Linked DNA regions of Homo sapiens: all the other regions are linked to region 3. The links are chromatin loops, found by intact Hi-C in ENCODE. Cell type or tissue: heart right ventricle. All regions are shown on one strand.

Region 1 (8,000 bases), 46 kb before region 3:
AAAATTAGCCGGGCATGGTGGCAGGTGCCCGTAGTCCCAGCTGCTCGGGAGGCTGAGGCAGGAGAATCACTTGAACCCAGGAGGTGGAGGTTGCAGTGAGCTGAGATTGCACCACTGCACTCCAGCCTGGGCAACAGAGCAAGACTCCGTCTCAAAATATATAAATAAATATATATATAAATATTTATAAAATATGTATAAATATATATTTATAGAAATGTATATATTTATAGAAACGTATATATTTATAGAAACGTATATATTTATAGAAACGTATATATTTATAGAAACGTATATATTTATAGAAATATATATATTTATAGAAATATATATAAATATATATATTTATTCTGTTCTTAGGAAAGGCCTAAGGATAACACTGTCTTATTTTTAAATTACCATTAACGGTGTAGCCAATAACTATCATGTCTGTTAGCAACCAATAAATTATACTCTCCTAAAAGTAGGCTAAATAATTGCAAATCTCCAAATATTTGACTTATAAAACTAATTTCATTATTTTCAGTGCCTCAAACATTAACTAGAAAGATCAGACTTCCCTCACTAGTCATTAGTTACTATTGATGGGGTTTAGAACACATTACTCCAAAATATGGCACATTGGCATTTGAGGAAATAGCAGAAGCAAAAAGGTCTCCCTGACCTTCTCCTGCCCTTCTTCCCTAAAACAGGTCATAAAATAATTCTCTGACATTACTCTAAAGTAGGTCTTAAGACCCCGCTAAGAGACGTATCCTCTAGACCCTGAGAAAAGGAATATCCCAATCTCTGCGGACACAGAGATACCAAGAAGAATCTAAACTAACAGTTTCCCCAGTTTATTACTATTAGATCATACCCCCTTTGTCCAGTCGTATGTCTGTACATCAACCTATGAATAAAAATAAAGTTTTTCCCACTTCTTTGGGTTGTAATTTCTGAAGGCTCCCATGTCATGTAAAACTTATATTAAATAAATTTGTATGCTTTTCTCTTGTTAATCTACCTTTTATTATAGGAGTCTCAGATATGAACCTAGAGATGGGTAAGAAATCTTTTCTACTCTACATTATCAATGTCTTAATAACAGATCCTGGCTTCATAAGTATCTGACCAGTTCTAGATAACTGTGGAACCCAATAATATTGGTAATAGCAAGATTTTACACCTGTGTGCTAAAGAAAAACTTAAGAAGGCAGAAAAATATTATCATAGAACAATGAAGTTGGCATTATTGAAGTCAAGTCATTAAATAATTCAATAATATTTACAGTGTCTACTAGGTACTGAGGGCACAAATGCATACGGCATGGTGTGCGCTACCTCAAATCTGGGTAAGTGGTATAGCCATCACTCAAACATCTATCATTTCTTTGTGTTGGGAACACTCCAAATCCACTCTTTTGGTTATTCTGAAATATTTTTGAAGAGTTAATTATCATCTATCAAAATATGTAGAGAGAATATATGTTTAAAATCTAAAGTTAATAGCTTTTTACTAGCTGGACACAGTGACTCATGCCTATAATCCCAGCACTTTGGGAGGCCAAGGCAGGAGGACCCCTTGAGGCCAGAAGTTTAAGACCTGCCTAGGCAACATAGCAAGACCCTGTCTCTACAAAAAACTTAAAAAATTAGCCAGGCATGGTGGCACATGCCTGTAGTCCTAGCTACTGGGGAGGCTGAGGCCACTGGATCACTTGAACCCAGAAGTTCGAGTTTGCAGTGAGCTATGATTGTGCCACTGCACTCCAGCCTGGATGACAGAACAGGACCCTGTCTCACAAAAAAAAAAAAAAAAAAGAGAGAGAGAGAGGGAAATTGATTTTACCTTGAAATACTTACATGGCAAAAATATTTACATGCTAAGTAATGGCAAAAATGAGGCAATGATCAATTTGGCTGTATTAAATAGATAACTATTACTTTAAAAATACTGTGCTAATAAATATGCAAGTGATAAGATTGGTATTTTGCTAACAGTTGTGTTTGTTAAGAGGGCCCAAAGCAAGAAAACTCTCTGACCCAGTAATCTCTGCTCCCTGTAGGGTGTAAAGGAGGCAGTTTCCTGTTAGCTTATCATTAACATTTCTATTAATATGCAGTATGAAGGGAAAGACGGGTTGTTTATTTGAACTGTTAGTAAGCTCCACTAGTCGGACAAATTGTTTTTTTTCCTGTCAGCCCTGGGCAGCAACAAGATTCTCCCGGGAAAACATCTTCATGTGTCAAATGCTATAGTGCTTAAGTAAAATAAAGTATGACTCCAGACCATAAAGCTTTTGATAGGGATCATTAATTTTTGTTTTCAATTTAGACTTGAATAAAACTTTTAAATTTACGTTAAAAACAAAATAAAAACTTACATGGAAATTTTCATAGATCTTAATAGTCATGAAGAATATAGTCTCTAATGATGAAATATTTAGACAACATATACAAATATACAGATATGAACTTAGGAAGTATTTTACAACTTGGTCATTCTCTCCAGCTTATTAGCTCATTTTCTTGCCAAGAAAGCAGAGCAGAGTGGCATCTTTAATCATCTCTCATAATTCATTAGATAACTCCTCCATGCATTTACTGTACCAACTATTACAACATTTCAGCCTAGTGATGGGATCTCATATAAAAAGGCATACCAGTAAAATGGCAAATACCATACCCAAATTCATTTAAAAGACTAATAAAAGTGAAAGGCTAGCTTTCAATAGCAGGAGCTTCTTCAGCAAGGAAAGAATGTTTTCTTCCATTAGATGGTTATTAAAAATTTATATCTCTCCCTGCTCTGAACACCAAGAGCACTTTCTATAGGGTGTTAACATATTATTCTGTCTTTAAGAAACAAATTAATTCTATCCTTAAATTAGTTATTTGCACTGGTGTCTTACTTCCTCCAACAGACGGGGAGTACCTTGAAAGTAGAGACCACCTTATTCAATTTTGTATCCCACAGATCACTGTACCCTGTTTGTACACAAGAAACATTCAAATATGTACTAAATGAATGATTAGATGGATGAATAGGTAGATGATGTTAACACACTAAGAATTTAGAGAGACGATATTGGATATGAGAAGTAGGAGGAAAAGGTCCAGAAATTGAAATTGCGAACAAACATTTTAACATGTTTGAGGAAACTGAGGTTATCAAATAAAAATAAAGTCTATACTATAATTTGGTTTTAATTATATAATAGCAAAAAGCACACCACTTGGTGATGATCCACAGACTTAGAAGGAATCTCACAAAGGATCTTCCCACCTATTGCAGAAACCCCTCTACATCACTACTTAACAGTTGGTTCCCCCAGCTGTTCTTTGGTACGATTTCCAGGCACTTCAGCACATACAGTCACACTGCATAAAAATGTTTTGGTTAATGAGAGGCTACATATATGACAGTGGTCCCATAAGATTATAATGAAGCTGAAAAATTCCTGGAGCCTCTTGATGTCTTGATAATCCTGACCCTGTGTAGGTCTAGGCTAATGTGTGTATTTTTGTCTTGGTTTTCAACAAAAAAGCTAAAAAGAAAAAAATATTTTAATAAAACAAGCAAACAGAATGAGGTTATAAAGAAAGATGTTTTTGTACAGCTATGTAACGTGTTGGTATTTTAACCTCCATATTATAACAAAAGAGTCAAACGTTTATACAGTTAAAAAGTTACAGTAAGCTAGTTAATTTAGTATTAAAGAAAAAAGATATTTTAAAATACGTTTAGTATTGCGTAAGTTTACTGTTTATAAAGACTACAGTAAGGTACAGTAATAACTTAGGCCTTCTCATTCACTCATCACTCACTGACTCACCCAGAGCAACTTCTAGTCCTGCAAGTTTCATTCATGTTAAGTGCCCTATACATGTGTATAACTTTTTATCTTTTATACTATATTTTTACTGTGTCTTTTCTACGTTTAGATACACAAATACCATTGTATTACAATTACCTACAATATTCAGTACATTAACATACTATACAAGTAGCCTAAGAGTAATAGGCTATTCCATATAGCCCAGATGTGTAGTAGGCTATACCATCTAGGTTTGTGTAAGTATATTCTATGACGTTTGCACAATGACAAAATTGCCTAATGACACATTTCTCAGAACATATCCCCGTCATCATGCCATGCGTGACTGTACTATATACTTGAAAATTCCTAAGAGAGTCTATAATATTCTCACAACAAAAAAAAATAAGTATGTGAGGTGACAGATATGGTAATTAGCTTCATGTAATCATTTAACAATGTATACATATATCAAAATATCTCATTGTACATCATAAATATACACAATTTTTGTCAATTATACCCTAATAAAGCTGCATGGTGGAATAAAGCAAATCATCCATAAATTACCACAAAACAGAAGAAGAGTTATATTACATTAGTGGATAAAAATTCAACACTTCTTGTACAGTGCTATAATTTAAGGTTTTTAATTCAGTCATGAAAATAAATGATTTGAGACTTTCAGGACTAGAGGCTAATAAAACATCAGGTAAAAGAGGTTATCAAACATTACTCCTGTTAATAAGATTTCTAATTCATAGACGCATTAGCTAGGTGTCAAGTGTTTTCTTAGAATATCTTAGTAAATGAGTTTAGAAAACAAGAAGTATTTCTAGTGAGTTTGTTTATTTAAAGCTCAATATCTTAAAACCTTGATATTTAAAGTGTGGTCTCTGAAACTGCCACGCTGGTATCACCTAGGAGCTTGTGAGAAATAGAGAATACTAGGCCCCACTCTAGACCCACTGAATGAGAAGCTCCACTTCAGTAAGATGCCCAGTTGATTCCTATGCACACTAAAGTTCAGGAATACTGTTTTGGAAAGCAATTTTTTTTACTCTAGGAGCAAGCGTGTAAATTCATTTTAAACTCTGTACAATGTTTTTGATCCTCAAATATGAACACAAGTACAAGTAAGACTCATCTGTGACAATGCATTGACATGCAAATTGCTGTGCTTTTAGAAAAATGTAGAATGAATCTGTAACCTATCAGAGATGTACATAGATGTTAATTTTTTAAAGTATACTGTCTTCTGCTCAAAAAAACAGCTTAAACAGATATTTCTGCATGAAATCACTGTCATAAAATAGAAGCTTCAATAAGGGATGTTTCTTTCCCTGTGGCATTACTGTTCTCAGTTGGCAGTACATCTGCTAGGCATTCTGCTGTAATAGCTTAGTGTATTTTTGCTAAATCTTTCATTGACTTGCCTTTCTGTTGGGAGATTCTCAGAGCCCTTTCTTTACAAACTATGTCTCTCCTATAGCAAAAAACAAGCAATGTACCAGGCAACAGTTATCTTCCATTTCTAATCTAGATTGACAAGTCAGCCTACCATCTGAAGTCCCAATGCCCTGAGACCTAGGCTGCTTCTCCTCCCTGGGGACCACTTCCCTGACTCCAATCAGTCCACTCTTGCTTTCAGTTTCGCATTAAGCTCGCAGATAAGAGAAGTATAAAGGTTTCCAGTTGGCTTCAAGGAGCAGGAGATGTTGAAATGTCCCTGGAGAAAAGAAGCTGAGGCTGACAGGAACTATAAGGGCCTTGAAGTTGGGTATCAATCAAGGCACATCTCACACTATTCACATTCCCAGAAGCACTATAATGAACTAGAAGTTCAAAGAGAGGGGAAAAATAGGACTAAGTATAGAATAACACTGGGAAGCCACTTTAACCCTTAAATTGTTCAGTAGTACAACCTTCCTATAGCATCAGTGCAACCCATCTTGGTCATGTGAGAACCAACCTGCATTTATAAAGAAACACTAGAAGAATTATAAGATTTCTGGACAGAGTGAGAGCCTGTCTCTAAAAAAACCAAACAACCGCTCTCGCTCTCGCTCTCCCTCTCGCTCTCCCTCTCCCTCTCCCTCTCCCCACGGTCTCCCTCTCCCTCTCTTTCCACAGTCTCCCTCTGATGCCGAGCGGAAGCTGGACTGTACTGCTGCCATCTCGGCTCACTGCAACCTCCCTGCCTGATTCTCCTGCCTCAGCCTGCCCAGTGCCTGCGACTGCAGGCGCGCGCCGCCGCGCCTGACTGGTTTTCGTATTTTTTTGGTGGAGACGGGGTTTCGCTGTGTTGGCCGGGCTGGTCTCCAGCTCCTAACCGCGAGTGATCCGCCAGCCTCGGCCTCCCGAGGTGCCGGGATTGCAGACGGAGTCTGGTTCACTCAGTGCTCAATGGTGCCCAGGCTGGAGTGCAGTGGCGTGATCTCGGCTCGCCACAACCTCCACCTCCCAGCCGCCTGCCTTGGCCTCCCAAAGTGCTGAGATTGCAGCCTCTGCCCGGCCGCCACCCCGTCTGGGAAGTGAGGAGCGTCTCTGCCTGGCCGCCCATCGTCTGGGAGTTGAGGAGCCCCTCTGCCTGGCTGCCCAGTCTGGAAAGTGAGGAGCGTCTCTGCCCGGCCGCCATCCCATCTAGGAAGTGAGGAGCGCCTCTTCCCGGCCGCCATCCCATCTGGGAAGTGAGGAGCGTCTCTGCCCAGCCGCCCATCGTCTGAGATGTGGGGAGCGTCTCTGCCTGGCCGCCCCGTCTGAGAAGTGAGGAGCCCCTCCGCCCGGCAGCCGCCCCGCCTGAGAAGTGAGGAGCCCCTCCGCCCGGCAACCACCCCGTCTGGGAAGTGAGGAGCGTCTCCGCCCGGCAGCCACCCCGTCCGGGAGGGAGGTGGGGGTCAGCCCCCGCCAGGCCAGCCGCCCCGTCCGGGAGGGAGGTGGGGGGGTCAGTCCCCCGCCCGGCCAGCCGCCCCATCCGGGAGGGAGGTGGGGGAGTCAGCCCCCCGCCCGGCCAGCTGCCCCATCCAGGAGGTGAGGGGCGCCTCTGCCCAGCCGCCCCAACTGGGAAGTGAGGAGCCCCTCTCCCCGGCCAGCAGCCCCGTCCGGGAGGGAGGTAGGGGGGTCAGCCCTGCGCCCGGCCAGCCGCCCCGTACGGAAGGTGAGGGGCGCCTCTGCCCAGCCGCCCCTACTGGGAAGTGAGGAGCCCCTCTACCCGGCCAGCTGCCCCGTCCGGGAGGGAGGTGGGGGGGTCAGCCCCCCGCCCGGCCAGCCGCCCCGTCCGGGAGGGAGGTGGGGGGGTCAGCCCCCTGCCCGGCCAGCCGCCGGGCCAGCCGCCCCGTCCGGGAGGTGAGAGGTGCCTCTGCCCGGCCGCCCCTACTGGGAAGTGAGGAGCCCCTCTGCCCGGCCAGCCGCCCCGTCCGGGAGGGAGGTGGGGGTTCAGCCCCCCGCCCGGCCAGCCGCCCCGTCGGGGAGGGAGGTGGGGGGGTCAGCCCCCAGCCCGGCCGGCTGCCCCGTCCGGGAGGGAGGTGGGGGGGTCAGCCCCCCACCCGGCCAGCCGCCCCGTCCGGGAGGGAGGTGGGGGAGTCAACCCCCCACCCGGCCAGCCGCCCCGTCCGGGAGGTGAGGGGCGCCTCTGCCCGGCCGCCCCTACTGGGAAGTGAGGAGCCCCTCTGCCCGGCCAGCCGCCCCGTCTGGGAGGTGTACCCAACAGCTCACTGAGAACGGGCCATGATGACAATGGCGTTTTTGTGGAATGGAAAGGGGGGAAAGGTGGGGAAAAGATTGAGAAAACGGATGGTTGCCGTGTCTGTGTAGAAAGAAGTAGACATGGGAGTCTTTTCATTTTGTTCTGTACTAAGAAAAATTCTTCTGCCGTGGGATCCTGTGGATCTGTGACCTTACCCCCAACCCTGTGCTCTCTGAAACATGTGCTGTGTCCACTCAGGGTTAAATGGATTAAGGGCGGTGCAAGATGTGCTTTGTTAAACAGATGCTTGAAGGCAGCATGCTCCTTAAGAGTCATCACCACTCCCTAATCTCATGTACCCAGGGACACAAACACTGCGGAAGGCCGCAGGGTCCTCTGCCTAGGAAAACCAGAGACCTTTGTTCACTTGTTTATCTGCTGACCCTCCCTCCATTATTGTCCTATGACCCTGCCAAATCCCCCTCTGCGAGAAACACCCAAGAATGATCAATAAA
Region 2 (8,000 bases), 100 kb after region 3:
AGAATTGTAGTGTGCTTGCACTTGAAAGAATAGTTAGATTACAGTTAAAACATAGCTATAACAAACAGGACATCTACCCTGGCATAAACTACAGATTGACACAACTAAAATAGTCTTTAATCTGCAAATCTTTATTCCTCACTTCAGCCACCAAGCTGTAGCATTATGCTTTCTCAACTCGGTTGCTTCTCTTAGTTTCAAATAAAAAGGTCTAAAATGGTGGCAGACAGATGAAGAGCAGTATAGAGTTCAGGGATTGACTTGCAGATGGAGGTATGTTTTGATATAATTTTTTAAAGATGGCTAAATTTGAAACTAGAAGATACAATTTTGAATTCAAGCACTCACTGTGAGGATTTAGGCTACCATTTTGAAAATGGATAATAGTTACTAAGTCAGATTACTAGTTATGGTCAGCATTTGATTAAACCCTTTAATGCATGGTCTGAATGAGGTTCATTAAAGGTTTTTTAGTATAATCGAATTTACTTACACATTTGTCTGTATATTTGTCTTTTCCCACCATCTAAGAAATCCCATCCATAGTGTGGAACTGAAGTAGAGAAGGCAAAAGATGGATTCAATCAGTTGTTTGAAACAGGTCCCCCAAAGGCACACATCTTCGCAGAGTAGGTGAATTGATTTTTCTAAACTGCATGCTAGGATCAATAAAACTAAGGTACATTGTTGGAAAACTAAAGATGGAGCCTACAAGACTTGGGGTGCTTCAAAGGAACCAGGAGTTAAACAAAATTTGTTGCATTTAGCTTCTGAGTTTAATATTAAAATATGATGTTTTAATAACTTTGCTTGCAGTGTCACTGAGAAGGCTGGTCAGGGTCAGTAAGAAGAACAGGCTACACAGATTATCATGGACATCAAACAATGAGAACATTAGGAGCAAATGAAAGCTGTTTTGTTTACAGATACTACTTTTATGATGAGAGGAGAGCAATGATGGTATCTGAGAAAGAAACCAATATTTGTTGAGTACTCGCTGTGCACTGGTCACTTTTTTTTCTTTTTTACCAATGGGAAATCTGAGGCTTTGAGAAGTAACTTGCTCACAGTTATTAATAATATAGCCAATGAAGTGCCCAGATCTGACTGGTTCCAAAATCCATTCTCATTTTATTACACCGTACTGCCTCCCCATGGAGTAGCATTTTTGGATCCCCTAAAGCGAACATCAATATGCTAGGAAAATGAATTACTTGTGCAGTATTGGGAAAAAGGAAATGGATGTAAAAACTGTTACCCTGTGGTTAAGGAAAATAAAAATTATTAGAAATTAAGTCATTGTTGAGTCAGTTAGAATAAAAAACATTTAGTTTTGAAGTAGCTATAGGGAGCAGGTCTTCTGCCTTTTAGAATTAGAATCATAGAGTCAAAGGACATTAAGCTGGGTGGGCTTTAGATCAGAATCCACCCTCCTTATTTTTCATGTGGGAGGAAACAGAGGCTAGGAAAAATTCAGTGATTTGCCTTTGGGTGTGGGAGTGTTCTGGCTGAGACCTCTCTCATGTCCCTCCCTTACTTAAATCCTTCAGTACTGGCCGGGTGCAGTGGCTCATGCCTGTAATCCCAGCACTTTGGGAGGCCAAGGCGGGAGGATCACAAGGTCAGGAGATCGAGACCATCCTGGCTAACACAGTGAAACCCTGTCTCTACTAAAAATACAAAAAATTAGCCGGGCGTGGTGGTGGGCGCCTGTAGTCCCAGCTACTCAGGAGGCTGAGGCAGAAGAATGGCATGAACCTGGAAGGCAGAGCTTGCAGTGAGCCGAGATCGCGCCACTGCACTCCAGCCTGGGCAACAGAACGAGACTCCGTCTCAAAAAAAAAAAAAAAAAAAAAAAAAATCCTTCAGTACTGCTTCAGAAGACTGAAAGGAAAAGCCCAAACTCCTTGACCCTGCACTTTTCGTCATCGAGTTCTTGCTTATCTTTTGGGCTTCAGTGTCCTGTGTCTCCAGTTCTACTCTATCCTCAGACATACTGTGTTTTTAAAGCTTTCATTCTAGTCACCTCTTTTTCATCCTCCACACACAATGCCGTCGCACATTCAGCTTCCTTCCTACTTTAAGCTGGCTTAATTGCATATACTTTCAACATGCAGCTCAGGCACTGTTTTCTCCAATAAGCTTCTACTGACCCCTCAAGGCTGGGTTAGGTGCCCCTCTACAGAGTTCTTACTACCGTGTGTCCTTACCTCTATCATAGAACTGATCTCATTGTATGACAGCAGTGAATAGCATTGCATATGGTTTCACTTTCTATTACGGTCAAAGGGAGGGATAGTGTGGGGGTTATTGGAGCATGTAATAAGTGGATCCAAGAGACATGATATACACAACTTACTAATGTTGGCTTCAGAATATGCATATAGGAGGAGCTTATGGGGACAAATTGATTGGAAGGAGTGGGAGTAAGATTTGAAGCTGTCTTTATATAGCACTTTACATAAAATTCAGAAAATACTTATTGCCCTCCATATCAAAGAAATTGGGAGCAGGAACAAGATGGAGACATTGAGGAGTGTCAAAGTGTTAGTAATCCTAAGTTAAGATCCTGTTCAACTGCCATCTCTTTCATGAAGTCATTCTGTTCTAACCCCTTCCCCTCTTCACAAGGACATCTTGGGGAAGTCACAAGGAATGACTTTTAAGTACATCATCTATCCTGTCTTTGTGTTCTGTTTTTGTATCCTTTTTGTGCATTTACCCTTCCTTGCTTATAATTTTGCATTGCATACAAGCGTACATCTGTATAAAGCTTCCCCAACTCTTAGCATGGAGTCTGATACAGAGTAATTACATCAAAAATAACCATTGAATGTTGAATGAATGGTTTAATTAGGTCAGTGCTTCTCAATCCCGGTTGCATTTTTGAATCACCTACCGAAAATTTAAGAAATATTAATTCCAAAGTCCCAGAAATTCTGATTTTGTTGATCTAGGATGGGAACAGACTTTTTTTTTAAGCTCCTAAGGATTGAGAACTCCTAGATTAGGTTCTTTGTTTCAACAGTGGTTCTCAAAGTTTAGGATTCTAGACCAGCAGCAGCAGCACTTCCCAGAAACTTGCTACAAAATGCAGATTCTTGGCCCCTACACCAGTGAATGACAAACTCTGCGGGAGGGCCTATGTGTTTTCAAGCCCTCCAGACGATCTTGATGCATGCTAGAGTTTGAGAACTTCTTTTGCTAGAGTTTAAGACAAAAAAAAAATGTTGTCCTTAAATAAAATACCAACTGTGAGAAACCAAATATACTTTATAATCATCCTAAAAGGTTGTACCAATTTAAAGCACCACTCTAAATAAATCAGAGTACCTCACAAGCACAACAGAATTATCCTTGTGGAAATAAGCATCCCAGCATTTTATAACTTTTTTCAATATTTATTTTTGGTTAGTTTCCTATATATAAAAGGCTCTCCAATGAAGGCATTAATTTTCATAATAATCTAAATAAAATAGGCTATATTAGTCAGGAAGAGCACCTGAAAAATCTGGCATTGGATAAGGAAGCCTCAGAGTCAAGAATACCTTTCCATAATTTCCTCTCATAGAGAAAAGCCTTTTTTTGACAGTAACATTTTCTCCTTCTCTCATTTGTGCTGTTTGACTCCGTGCCACTTGATAGCTCTGTCTATTCCTATGGAAACCAAGTTAGTGGATGGAGCCAAGGCTTGGAGAAGGCATTGGGGGGAAATATTAGAAGAGTTCAGCCTTAGAGCAACTAAAGATGTTGCCTTTCCCTCAGTCAAATCCTCTTTGAGAGCCAGAACTATTTCAAGCCAGAGAGATGTTCTTGGCTGATGTATTGTCTAGCTGCTCTGCCAGATGGATGAACATCTTAAACTTGGAAAATAGCAAATAAAGCTCCTATTCTGTCTTTGGAGCACATTCTTAGCCTTTGCTTACAGAATTGTCAAATAACTAAAAAATATATTTTTAAAGATTTGCTTAAGATGGCAGGTTAGTGATGTGGTTCTCATCATATTTGTTAAGTACTTAGAAATTTTAGCAATAAAACACAGAATTAAGCCTTGACAATCAGAAGTTTAAGTAAAGAGGAAGAATGTCGGTCAGTGGAAAAAGCAATGCAGATTTCATTTTATTTCTGTAGCTCAGTGAATTTATGTCTTTCATGAGTTGATTGCTGTAACTGTTTGCTTCCCTATAAAATCACTTTAAAGACTAAGCAACCAGAGTACAAACAGACATCTAAATCAACTGAAATAAGAAAATTATCTAAGCATACAAGAAGGCATTCTCCTTTCTAATCCATTTCTGCTCTACATTTTATATGGCACTGGTAGCTAACTCATGATTGCATTGTACTGAGCCATTTATGTGGATATTTATATTATGTTTATATTTCAAGAAGGGTGTAGAGATTCATATTTCCAATTTATATTCTTTGATTTATGTCAGAAAATTAATGTCTTCTGAGAAAACAGTTGAGACAACTATTAATATAGATGCCTCATAAATCTATATCTTGAATCTAGCCATCTCTTCTAATGTTCAGGTCTATATGTATCTGCCCCTCCCCAACAACCTTTTCTTTTTGCTAGACCTCTCTGCATAGATTCCCTTCAGGTGCCTCAAACTCCACTTTAGAAAAAAAAAACAGAACTCAAAAATTTTTATCCCTAACCCTATTTTTTTCTCCCATCTCTTCAGTTGTTGGTAACACCCTCTATCTGGTAGCCATTCAGGAATCTTCTTATGTATTTCACTGATCTCTTCCCTTATTTCCATTTAGCTCTCAACATTTCTATTGTGGGTTGCTGTAATAACCCCCTTACTGCTCTGCTTGCCTAAAGATTTTTTCCCCTCAAATCAGTGCTTCACATAACCTCCAGTGTCTTTTCTAAAAACACAAATCCAGTCATGTCATTTCCTTCTTAAATCTTCTCTTTTTCCTGTCTTAGTTTGCTTGGCCTTCTATAACAAAAATACTTTAGACTGGATGGCTGGAACAACAGACATTTATTTCTCACAGTTCTGGAGGCTGGAGAGTCCAAGATCAAGGCACCAGCAGATTCTGTGTCTGGTGAGGGCCTGCTTCCTGGTTCATAGATGGCTGTCTTCTTGCTGTATCCTCACATGACAGAAGGGAGTGAAAGAGCTCTCTGAGGTCTCTTTTTAGGGGTACTAATCCCATTTATGAGCTCCACCCTCGTGATGTAATCATCTTCCAAATGTCCCATATCCTAATACCAAGACATTGGCGTTAGAATTTCAACACATGAATTGGGGGGGTTTGGGGGTTGGGGGGACATATATTCAGTCTGTAGCACTCCTTTTTACCAATATGATCAACTTTAGGCTCCTTATCATAACATATTAGACTATCCATTTTATAACCCCTGCTCACCTCTCTGATCTTACTTTTCACTTCCTCTTACAGTGCATTTCTTTTCTTTTTTCTTTTTTTTTAATTAGAGAAAGGGTCTCACTATGTGGCTCAGGCTGGTTTCTAACTCCTGGGCTCGAGTGATCTGCCCACCTTGGCCTCCCAAAGTGCTGGGATACAGGCATGAGCCACCATTCCTGGCCCTTACAATGCATTTCATATTACAATGATATTGAATTATTTGCGGAGTTTGAGATGAGATTTTACCCTAAATATAAGCTAAGAAGTTAGTCTGTTACTGTTTCATGGATGCTAACAATAGATACGAGACTCCGCAGTCAGAGACAAAGTAGTTTACTACTCACAACACAGCAAAAAGAATGAGCACCACGTCTATGCTTCCCTTGCCCCCAGAGAACATGTGGAAGTTGCAGAGGCTGCACACAGTGGGTTTTCATCACAACTGAGGAACACCGAACTTCAGGAATCTACCACTTTTATAGTAAGCACTTAGTAAGCCCAGAGGAAGACATTACCTCATCTCTCCAGTTGCTTGTTGCAAACACAACCCTGAAAAATTACCTAAGTAAAGAGTGGCCAAGACTTTGCATTCTTGGCATACCCAGTAAGAACGTTTAGGAATGCTTCAGGCCCATGGTAGATTGACTCTTCCAACAACCCATCCCTCAGCCCAGCATTGTCTTGACATGAGTATGCCACTACATCAGCTACTTTTATTTATCTTACCAAGAGAGACTAGGACCATCGCTTTAATTTGTCTCATACAGCACTTACTTAACAAGACTCCAAGTAGCAGGATAAAAACATCCTGTAATATTGGTATCAACTATGTCCCTCAGTATCTTGGACTAAATCAACTGTGAATAAGCCCCAGAGGAGAAAGTAGATCTTACTTTATACAGCTAGGATGTAATCTAAGTCTGGTCTGTTATCTATTTTGACCCATGCAAGGGAGTTTAGACTGACATGCTAATCTTTGGCCTCGTTGCAGATAGTTACAGGAGGCGCTAGATTACAGGGGCCAAAAAGCAACCCCCAAGCTCAAAGGTGGAATACACCATGGCCTACTCTTTCCTACATACAAACATGTAGCCTAAAGAGGCTGAAATAAAGAGTCACTTTATTTCAGGATTTGTCATTAAACTTGGATCAACCATTACATTGATTTGTCTAAGCCACATGGGCAGTATCACTAAGTAGTTGTTACTTCAGTTGCCATGCATGGCATAATCCAAAGCTGCTCACATGTCAGAAGAAGCATATGGATTTGTGTACATCAGATTAAAATAAGGTTGTGCCAGTCCCTTTGCTTCCATGTATACAACGGGGTCCACATTCAGGAGCTGTCATTGATGGTATCAAGCACAGCAAAAGAATTAAGAACCACCAATGCCCATGTGAATTTTTCTGTTTCATAGCAAGCACATGGTCAGAGATAAAACAGACGCAGGTCAGATGGCTGGCCTCAGCTGCTGTTTGATTCAGGTAGCTCACTATATATTTGTTTTGCCAGGATGCACTTGCGGATCCAGAGGACAAAGAAAGTATTAATTGTCCTCCCCATCCCTGTACTTCCTGAGGTCTCATGTGTTTCCTTCCTAGGGGCTGAAGTTGTTGCTTTCCTTCTTTGGCCACATAGTTAATGTGTCCCATTCCAGTAGATATAACTTCGCCTTTTCTCCAATCATCCCCTACTTGTGCCTGTAGCTTATAGAAGGGTAAGTACATATGGGACAAATTTAGAAACCTATTATGTCTTCCATTTTGGCCTATATGGACCACTATAGAATGACTCAGTGAGCAGGGCACTCAATCAGATGGTCATTATGGATATTTATGATCTGGGACCTTATCAGTTGAACAAAATGAATCCAGGTGGGTAAACCCAAATTAAGCTTGAATCTCTAAGCCCCCTTTTGGCTGGCTGCCACCCAAGGGATATATGAAACAAACCATCCTGAGATTGCTTTTGGGAAAAAGAAAGAAGCAAGATAACCAGGGTTGGGCCAGGCAGAATCCCAAATTTTCAAAACAGATGTATATAATCCCCCACTCCTTTTGTCCTGATTATTTCCCAGGAGGCTACAAGGATGAAATGAACCCTTTCTGAAGGTGGCCACAGTTAGTAAGCAAACTGCTTCATACAGGAGTGTGGACCAGGAGGAGGTAAGAGAGGTGGAGCCAGAAACATTTTTGAGTTGATTTTCAAGAAGGCCTTTCCAAGCTCTCAACAATTCCAGATACCTGAGGATGGTAGGAAGCATGGAATGTCCATTAAGTACCTAACTATTGGCTCATTGTTAGGCATATCATGGTCAGACTATAGAAGGTCTAGGAACCCCAAAACATGGTCCTCAGTGCTATAGCTTGAATAGGCTAATCAGATTGGAGCAGCAACTCCATATGGTGGAGCAGCAACACCATAACCTGAAAAATGTCTATGGTGGAAAGGCACGAGGTGAGCCCAAGAGGAGGTGACAGAGGTCCCTGCTGGGAAGGGGCAAGGGCAATCCTCCATGTAATGTGGACTCCTTCACCACAAGAAAAGGAGGCCAACTGGGCAAGATACATAAGTCTGGTATGCAGTGGTATCTTCTGCATGAAAAACATAC
Region 3 (8,000 bases):
AATCTGTTCATTGTATTCCCTCTTGGCCCTCTGTAGTTTTTCTTCATAGAACTTGTTTCAGATTATCACTGTATATTTATGTGTATGAATATTTTAACATCTCTCTCCTCCATAAGCTAGTGGCCTTCATGAAAGTAGTCTGGGTCTGTTTAATTCATCACTAAATCCACAAAATCCAGCACAGTACTTGGCACATAAGAAATATATTTGTTGAAGGAATGAATAAATATTTTAATCATTCTTTAAGTATCTTTTCTCCCAAGTAGTCTATAATCATCTTGAGGGCCAGGACTAAAAATGAATTGAGTTGAATTAAATTGAATTGAGGAGCAGATTGGGACTAAATTCCATGAGAAAAAAAAATTTTAAGTCAGGACGTATGAAGAAAAAGTACCAAGTAAAATGAATTCATTAATGCTTTAATTAAAAATATAACCTTCAAAGAAAAAAGTGCAGTATGTTATAAATTAAAAACACTTATATTTTTATGGCTCAGTCATACAGATTAATTAATGTGTTATTATTAAAACCTGAAACCTTGAAAATCCCCAAAGAGAAAATCCTTAAAAACCAAAAAGCAATCATGATGTGAAGCCAGTAGGTAGCTAATAAACTTATTTATAAATTGTTTTTCTGTTTTCTATCATCTTGTCTGAGGAACTTCTTATTAATTACTGACTGAGGGTGCCACTCCTCATCTTTTAAGAATTGTGCCATTATGTTTTCTGTGTACCTTTGCTCTAGAGTATTTTCCAGCATTTGTATATTTGTGCAAAAATAATAACTGTTTCATCTTAAATTTCAATGTAATTTTTTTTCTATGCATATGAATGCCAGGTGGTAATTTCAATGTATTTTAAACATCTTTTTATGTATCACATATTTGATGATCTCTAAATATATGCTATTTCTCTTTTCTAAACTAGTGACATAGTACTACAGATGAATTTTTTTTCTTGAATCCTTGTTCACCAACTGCTCAGTGAATTCATTCACTTTAGCATTTTCTGTTTTCCCCTCTCTGTTTCCATGGAGAAGTATGTCAGTGATGTGTTTGACTCCATGGAAACAGATGAGTGTCTCTTTCTACATACACAACGAATTAAATCGAACACTTTCTGTGCTGCCCATTGTCCTGGAGGAGGACTGGAGAGGCCTTCTCTGAATGAAACATCATTTCAGTAGCAATTCTTAGTGTTTAACCTAATACAGTGGATTAATGTTTTACCATAACTTACTGCTTCTAGATTCAGATGTATTAGGGCTTACTTCTGAGCCTTAAAATATAAACATACATAGTAAAATCTGAATATGCTATGGTTCTCATTTATAGATATTTAGCTTTTTCTCTTAACACCAAACTCAAATAATTTGAATGAATACTAGAAATGTAATTGAGAACAGAATTTAGTAGATTCATTTTAATACTATACAGTGTAGTATTGGTAGAAAAAAGTATAGATTTTAGAGTCAGATAAACCTGAGTTTTAAGTTCTAACTGTTATTTATTAGTAGTAATATCTTGGCTAAGCCATTTAATTTTTAAGCCTCAGTTTCCTCATCCGTAAACTATAGATTATAATATTTCACTTGTGTGAGAGTTAAATGAAATAATGACAGTAAAATATCTAGCATGGTACTTGACACATAGTAGACAATAAGTTAATATCCTATTACTGTTATTGTTATGTCAGCTTAGACTAAAATAATCAAGTTTTTCATAGCTTCAGATGTCTCAATATGAAAGAGCACTAAATGCAACAAAGATTAATATTGTGGGTTTTTTGTGAAAACTAAACAAAATAATTTGTAAATATGCATGGTGTGTAATGATCAATGTTGTCATTACTGCCAATAATATTTGAGGTCGCTTGCAGTGGTATCGTGACCAGGAAGCACCATTCTGATTCTACTACAACTTTTGTTTCACTGTCCATGTTCTGAGCAGCATAATCTCTCTAAATCATTTCCTCTACTTGTTTATTTATTTATTTATTTTTGAGATGGAGTTTCACTCTTGTTGCCCAGGCTGGAGTGCAATGGCGTGATCTCGGCTCACCACAACCTCTGCCTCCCTGGTTCAAGTGATTCTCCTGCCTCAGCCTCCCAAGTAACTGGGATTACAGGCATGTGCCACCATGCCCGGCTAATTTGTTGTATTTTTAGTAGAGACGGGGTTTCTCCATGTTGGTCAGGCTGGTCTCGAACTCCCGACCTCAAGTGATCCGCCCGCCTCGGCCTCCCGAAGTGCTGGGATTACAAGCCTGAGCCACTGCGCCCGGCCTCTACTTGTTTTTAACATCTTCTGACACAGTATTTAGATACGGAAGTGAGCCTCATAAATGACAGAGTAGAGGTACTATTTCAGGTTACTTCTTCCCTTACCTCAATCCCTACCTTAAAAGCTAGAGTCATTAAATGTTTTTAAAATGCTTGCCTACATGCAAATGTGTTTATAAATATACTTAAATGTTTATGCATCCATCCTAACAATAGTAATAAAATTAGCTAACATTTATAAAGTTATGTTTTATGTGCCAGCCACTGTATTGTTTGGCAACTCATTAACTTAACAGTGAAATAATATGAAGAGTTTGGGGTATTAGTATTACCCTCATTTTTAAATAAGGAAATTGAGATGCAGAGAGGTTAAGTAACTTGTCTAAGAAGTATCAGAACTGAGATTAAAGCCAAGAAGTCTGATTCCAGAGTCCATTCTTTTAACTGCTAAAGTATGGGACCTCAATGTATGGGTAGATATTTTTGTACACACGTGCACTTTCATATGTATAAATAAATAGGAATGAGAAAGATAAGAAAGAAAGAACCGATTAGGTGTGAACCTTGCATGATGAAATGAATGATTATCTAGATGGGATTTTTCTTAACATTTTTGTGCTATGGGCCCTTCTGGCAATCTGGTAAGCTTCTGGACTCCTCAGAACAAAAATATATGTATATTTTTAAGAGCTGAAATGCAATATAGAGGATTACAAAGGAAACCAGTTATATTGAAATATCAAATATTTTTAAGTTGAGACATAACAATATTCTGCCATAATTTTTTATGAATGTATTAAATAGCAAGGTGTTGGGGCAAGTCTTACAGCTATGATAATTTTGAAATAGCAGTGAGTGAAAATGATATTTTAACATACCTGCACAAATTATAAGTTATAGAAATATTTTATAAAATCTCAAGTCCTCTCAAAATACAGTATGTCTCATGTTATTATTATTCTCATTTTGCATGTTAGGACACTGAGACTCAGAAGTTGAGAAATTTAGTTGCACAGTTAATAACTGGCAAAGTTGAGCCTCAAACCAAATTATCTGATGATGAATCCTATGTTCTTTCCATTGTTCCCATGTTGTCACTCTATAACAATAAGCAGAGATTTTTTAATGACAGCAAAATGCCTTCCCAAGATTGTAACAGTATAAAATATGTAAAGTAAGAAGTGGGTGAAATCAGATGAAATAAATACATCTTGGATGCCATGCAAATATAACATTTTAGAACAAGCAAATAAGATACAAATAGAGACTACTCTTGTTACTTGTATTGGGCATTGTGTTGCTGTAGCTATTGTGCGGACTAGCACAACTATAACTGCAAGTGACAGTCATTTCCTCTAACTGCTAGAGTTGGCGCTCTGGTTTCTGCACATACCAGCCCATTAACCATATGTACTCTTATGCTTCCACAAGCCTTAAAATAACTGAATGCGGTAGAGCAGTGGCTTTCCAGTCATGCTTCCAGCTCAGCTTTCTGGACTGTGTTGAGACAGAGCACAGGCAGAATGCCAGCCACGTTGAGCAAGCACCAATTGGTCATGGATTAGAGGCCATCTCCACAGTTGCCAGAATAATTAGCACAACACAGCACAGTAGCCAGCTGCTTTCTATATTAACTGTTCCTGACAGGAATGCAAATTTAAATGCACTGCCATCCAGTGAATATTAGTTTACATCATAAGCTCTACGTTTGTACAACATGTTACAATTACCAAATATTTCCAAACAATACATTGTTTTATTGGATCATCAAACAAGTTGCGGTGTAGATTGGACAAGTATTAGCTGAATGTTATAAGTGAGGAAACTAAGGAAGAGAGTAGGGTGGATAGATAAAGGCACAGACCTCGCTCAGTTACTGGCCAGGAAGCCCAGAACCTAATGGTACCCTCATTATTCAGAAACTAGCCATGAAGCCACTGTCCCCCTAGAGCTACTCAAGACAGGACCTAAGTGAGGTTGAATGCTGCTTTTTCTAATCATTTAGGGGATATATACTTTCTTTCTTTCTTTCTTTCTTTTTTTGAGACAGAGTCTCACTCTGTCACCCAGGCTGGAGTGCAGTGGTGCAATCTCTGCCTTCCGGGTTCAAGTGATTCTCCTGCTTCAGCCTCCCGAGTACCTGGGACCACAGGTACATGCCACCATGCTCAGCTAATTTTTGTATTTTTAGTAGAGACAGGGTTTTGCTATGTTGGCCAGACTGGTCTCGAACTCCTGACCTCAGGTGATCCACCCGCCTCAGCCTCCCAAAGTGCTGGGATTACAGGCATGAGCCACCACGCCCAGCCGGGGGATATATACTTTCAATTTCCTCAAATAGACAAATTTTGCCTTATAGGCACAAAATATTGGATTGTGGTGACATAACCCAATAACATCTTCTCTTCTGGGAAATACATATATCGGTTACAAAGAAACAATGTATGTCAGGGAACAAAGAGAAGGCTTGAAGTTTCCCTGTATCTTATATAAGACTTAGGAAGATGACAGGATTGACCTAAAGTTCTGTGTCCTTGAAGGTGAGTTGCCTATTAACCCCATGATGCTGACTCTGCTTTGACCCTGAGGAGCCTAATCAATTAGGACAGGGGTGTTCAAGCTTTTGGCTTTCCTGGGTATTGGAAGAAGAATTGTCTTGGGCTACACATAAAATACACTAACACTAACAATAGCTGATGAGCTAAAAAAAAAAAAAATCGCAAAAAAAAAAATCTCATAATGTTTTAAGAAAAATTATAAATTTGTGTTGGGCAGCATTAAAAGCCTTCCTGGGCTACATGTGGCCCACAGGCCACAGGTTGGATAAGCTCGAGTTAGGATTATCCCAGAATGTGAGATGGCCTCTGTTTCTCAGCACTTACTCTTGTGACCATAGTTCCTAATCCTCTCCTTTACTAAAGCTTCTAAGGAGGAATGTCTCTCTAGGCAGAAAGTGTAAATGAATTACTGTTATCTTGCTAATACTAGCTACTACTATCTTTGCTTAACCTAACAAGATGCCAGTAGAGACTGCCCTTTAATCATGAAAGACAACTAGAGACTAGTCTCATTATGGCATATTCTCTATAAGTATCACTGACTCCAGAAGGACTCAAACTGATAAAAGGAACATGCTCTTATACTACATTTTAGTTCTGTTAATGAGTTTCAGTTTAAATAAATCTTTATCTATAAATACAGTGATAGAATCTTTGGAATCTTCTAGATTAGATATTGAAGGCTCTAGTACAAAGAATATACTGTTGTACTACACAGAGTCTTGTGCATAAGGGCTTCTGTTATTATATGTGTTGAATCCAATGCAAAATTTGCCTCCATCTTCAAAAAAGTTCTGAAAAAGAATATCTGCCTCCTCTAGGAGTTACACACAACCTGAATACATCTGTAAGGCTCTTTCAAATTTCCAGAGCAATGACCTTTCTTGCTTTTTACCAGCGAAGTAAATTGCTGAAAAGCTAGGAAGTCTTTCTGGGTTCCAGCGTATCCAAGATTAAAATATATGTCGAAGTATTGCAAACTAAAACAGTAGCTTAGTTTCATGCCCAAAACAACCCAGGCATTTATCTGGTGTCTTTTTTGTTTGTTTGTTTGTTTGTTTGTTTGTTTGTTTTAGTTTTAATTGATACATACTAATTGTATGTGTTTATGGGGGTGGAGTGTGATGTTATAATACATGTATAGATTGTGTAATGATCAAATGATGATATTTAGCATATGCATTAACTCAAACATTTATCATTTCTCTGTGGTGAGAGCATTCAAAATTCTAGCTATTTTGAAATATGCAATACAGTATTGTTAACTATAGTCACCCTACTGTGCAATAGAACACCAAAACTTATTCCTTATATCTAACTGTACCCATTGACATTTCTAGCATTCTATTTTCCAAAGAAAACACTTTCATTTTGTCTATTCACTTCCTCCATTAGCACAGTTCAGGCCAAGATACCTTGGAAGTAACTGGCTTCCCTCTTGTTCAACCCAGATGTAATTACCCTCAGCTAGTAAGAGATGAATACTTGATGATTATCTGTAACAAAAGTGGCAACATTTTTTTCACTTACAATACATAGCTGGAGCCATGGCATCTTTTGTAGTTATTGTTTTTAACTAAAATTTATTGAGGTATATAATACAGTAAATTTCACCCTTGTTCGTATACAGTTATTTAATTTTGAGAAATATATAATCATGTGATCACCATGACCATCAAGATAAAGAACAATTCTATCATGCCCCAAAATGTTAGAACTGTGTCCTTTTATAGCCAGTTTCTCCCCACATTCCACATATTCCAGTCCCTGGTAACCACTGGTCTGTTTTCTGTCTCTATAGTTTTAACTTTTCCACAATCCTATGCCAATGTGTCACATGATATATATGCCCTTTGAGGCAGATTTCTTTCTTTTTTTTTTTTTTTTTTTTTTTTTTTTGAGACAGAGTCTCACTTTGTCTCCCAGGCTGAAGAGCAGTGGTACAATCATGACTCACTGCAGCCTCAACCTCCTAGGCTCAAGCGATCCTCCCACCTCAGCCTCCTGAGTAGCTGGGACTACAGGCATGTTCCACCATGCCCAGCTAAGTGTGTGTGTGTGTTTTGTAGAGATGGGGTTTTGCCATGTTGCCCAGGCTGGTCTCAAACTCCAGGCTTCAAGGGATCTTCCCCCCATCAGCCTCCCAAAGTGCTGGGATTATGGGCGTGAGCCACTGTGCCTGGTGAAGTGGATTTCTTTCACTTGACATAAGGCATTTGAGAATTTTCCATGTTGTTGAGTGGATCAGTAGTTCATTCCTTTTTATTAGTGAGCTATATTCCATTTTATGGATGTACTGCAGATTATTTTCTCATTTTGCAGTTTAAGGACAATTGGGATGTTTCCAGTGTTTAGCAATTATGAATAATGCTGCCGTAAATATTCACATACAAGTTTTTATATTAACTTAAACTTTCATGCTTTTATTTCTCCTGAGTAAACACTTAAGTGAAAAATTATTAGGCCATAATTATTAGGCTACAGTTTTAATAGTAGCTATACCATTTTGCATTTCTACCAACAATGGCTGAGAATTCTATTAATAGTTCTACAACTAGGTTCTACATCCTTAACAGCATTTGGTATTGTGAAGTTTGCTTTTGATTGTTTTCATTTTAGCCATTCTAATAGATGTGCAGTGGTATCGCATTATAGGTTAAGTTTACATTTCCCTGTGTGTTAATGATGTTGAGAGTCTTTTCATATGCTTATTTAGTGAAATGTCTATTAAAACCTTTTGGCCACCGTTTAATTTCTCTTTTTTTATTTTATTTTTATTTTATATATATATATTTTTATTATACTTTAAGTTCTAGGGTACATGTGCACAACGTGCAGGTTTGTTACATATGTATACATGTGCCATCTTGGTGTGCTGCACCCATTAACTCGTCATTTACATTAGGTATATCTCCTAATGCTATGCCTCCCCCGTCCCCCGACCCCACAACAGGCCCCAGTGTGTGATGTTCCCCTTCCTGTGTCCAAGTGTTCTCATTGTTCAGTTCCCACCTATGAGTGAGAACATGCAGTATTTGGTTTTTTGTCTTTGCTGAGAATGATGGTTTCCAGCTTCATCCATGTCCCTACAAAGGACATGAACTCATCATTTTTTATGGCTGCATAGTATTCCATGGTGTATATGTGCCACATTTTCTTAAT

What was found. Hi-C counts contacts between places; a loop is a spot of excess contacts. Peaks named below come from ENCODE experiments on the same cell type or tissue, not always from the same donor. Only the 100,000 strongest peaks of a DNase experiment are listed, where the experiment ranks them.
Region 1: it touches region 3 in a loop (2.1-fold over the local background); 3 of 110 quality-filtered maps call a loop at or near these places.
Region 2: it touches region 3 in a loop (3-fold over the local background); 5 of 110 quality-filtered maps call a loop at or near these places.

The regions. Positions count from the first base shown.
Region 1 is chr9:100,061,291-100,069,290 of GRCh38, forward strand. All of the region lies in intron 1 of ERP44 (endoplasmic reticulum protein 44), which reads right to left. Among named protein-coding and RNA genes, the nearest start is that of ERP44, 34 kb to the right of the region's middle. In heart right ventricle, no CTCF peak of the experiment used is centred here; no DNase peak of the experiment used is centred here; H3K4me3 peaks cover 624 bases; H3K27ac peaks cover 1,157 bases.
Region 2 is chr9:100,207,935-100,215,934 of GRCh38, forward strand. The region is part of intron 3 of INVS (inversin); the gene reads left to right. Among named protein-coding and RNA genes, the nearest start is that of INVS, 110 kb to the left of the region's middle. RefSeq lists an enhancer at 2,106-2,155. In heart right ventricle, no CTCF peak of the experiment used is centred here; no DNase peak of the experiment used is centred here; H3K4me3 peaks cover 691 bases; H3K27ac peaks cover 762 bases.
Region 3 is chr9:100,107,683-100,115,682 of GRCh38, forward strand. All of the region lies in intron 2 of INVS (inversin), which reads left to right. Among named protein-coding and RNA genes, the nearest start is that of INVS, 12 kb to the left of the region's middle. In heart right ventricle, no CTCF peak of the experiment used is centred here; a DNase peak (open chromatin) is centred at 3,809; H3K27ac peaks cover 1,461 bases.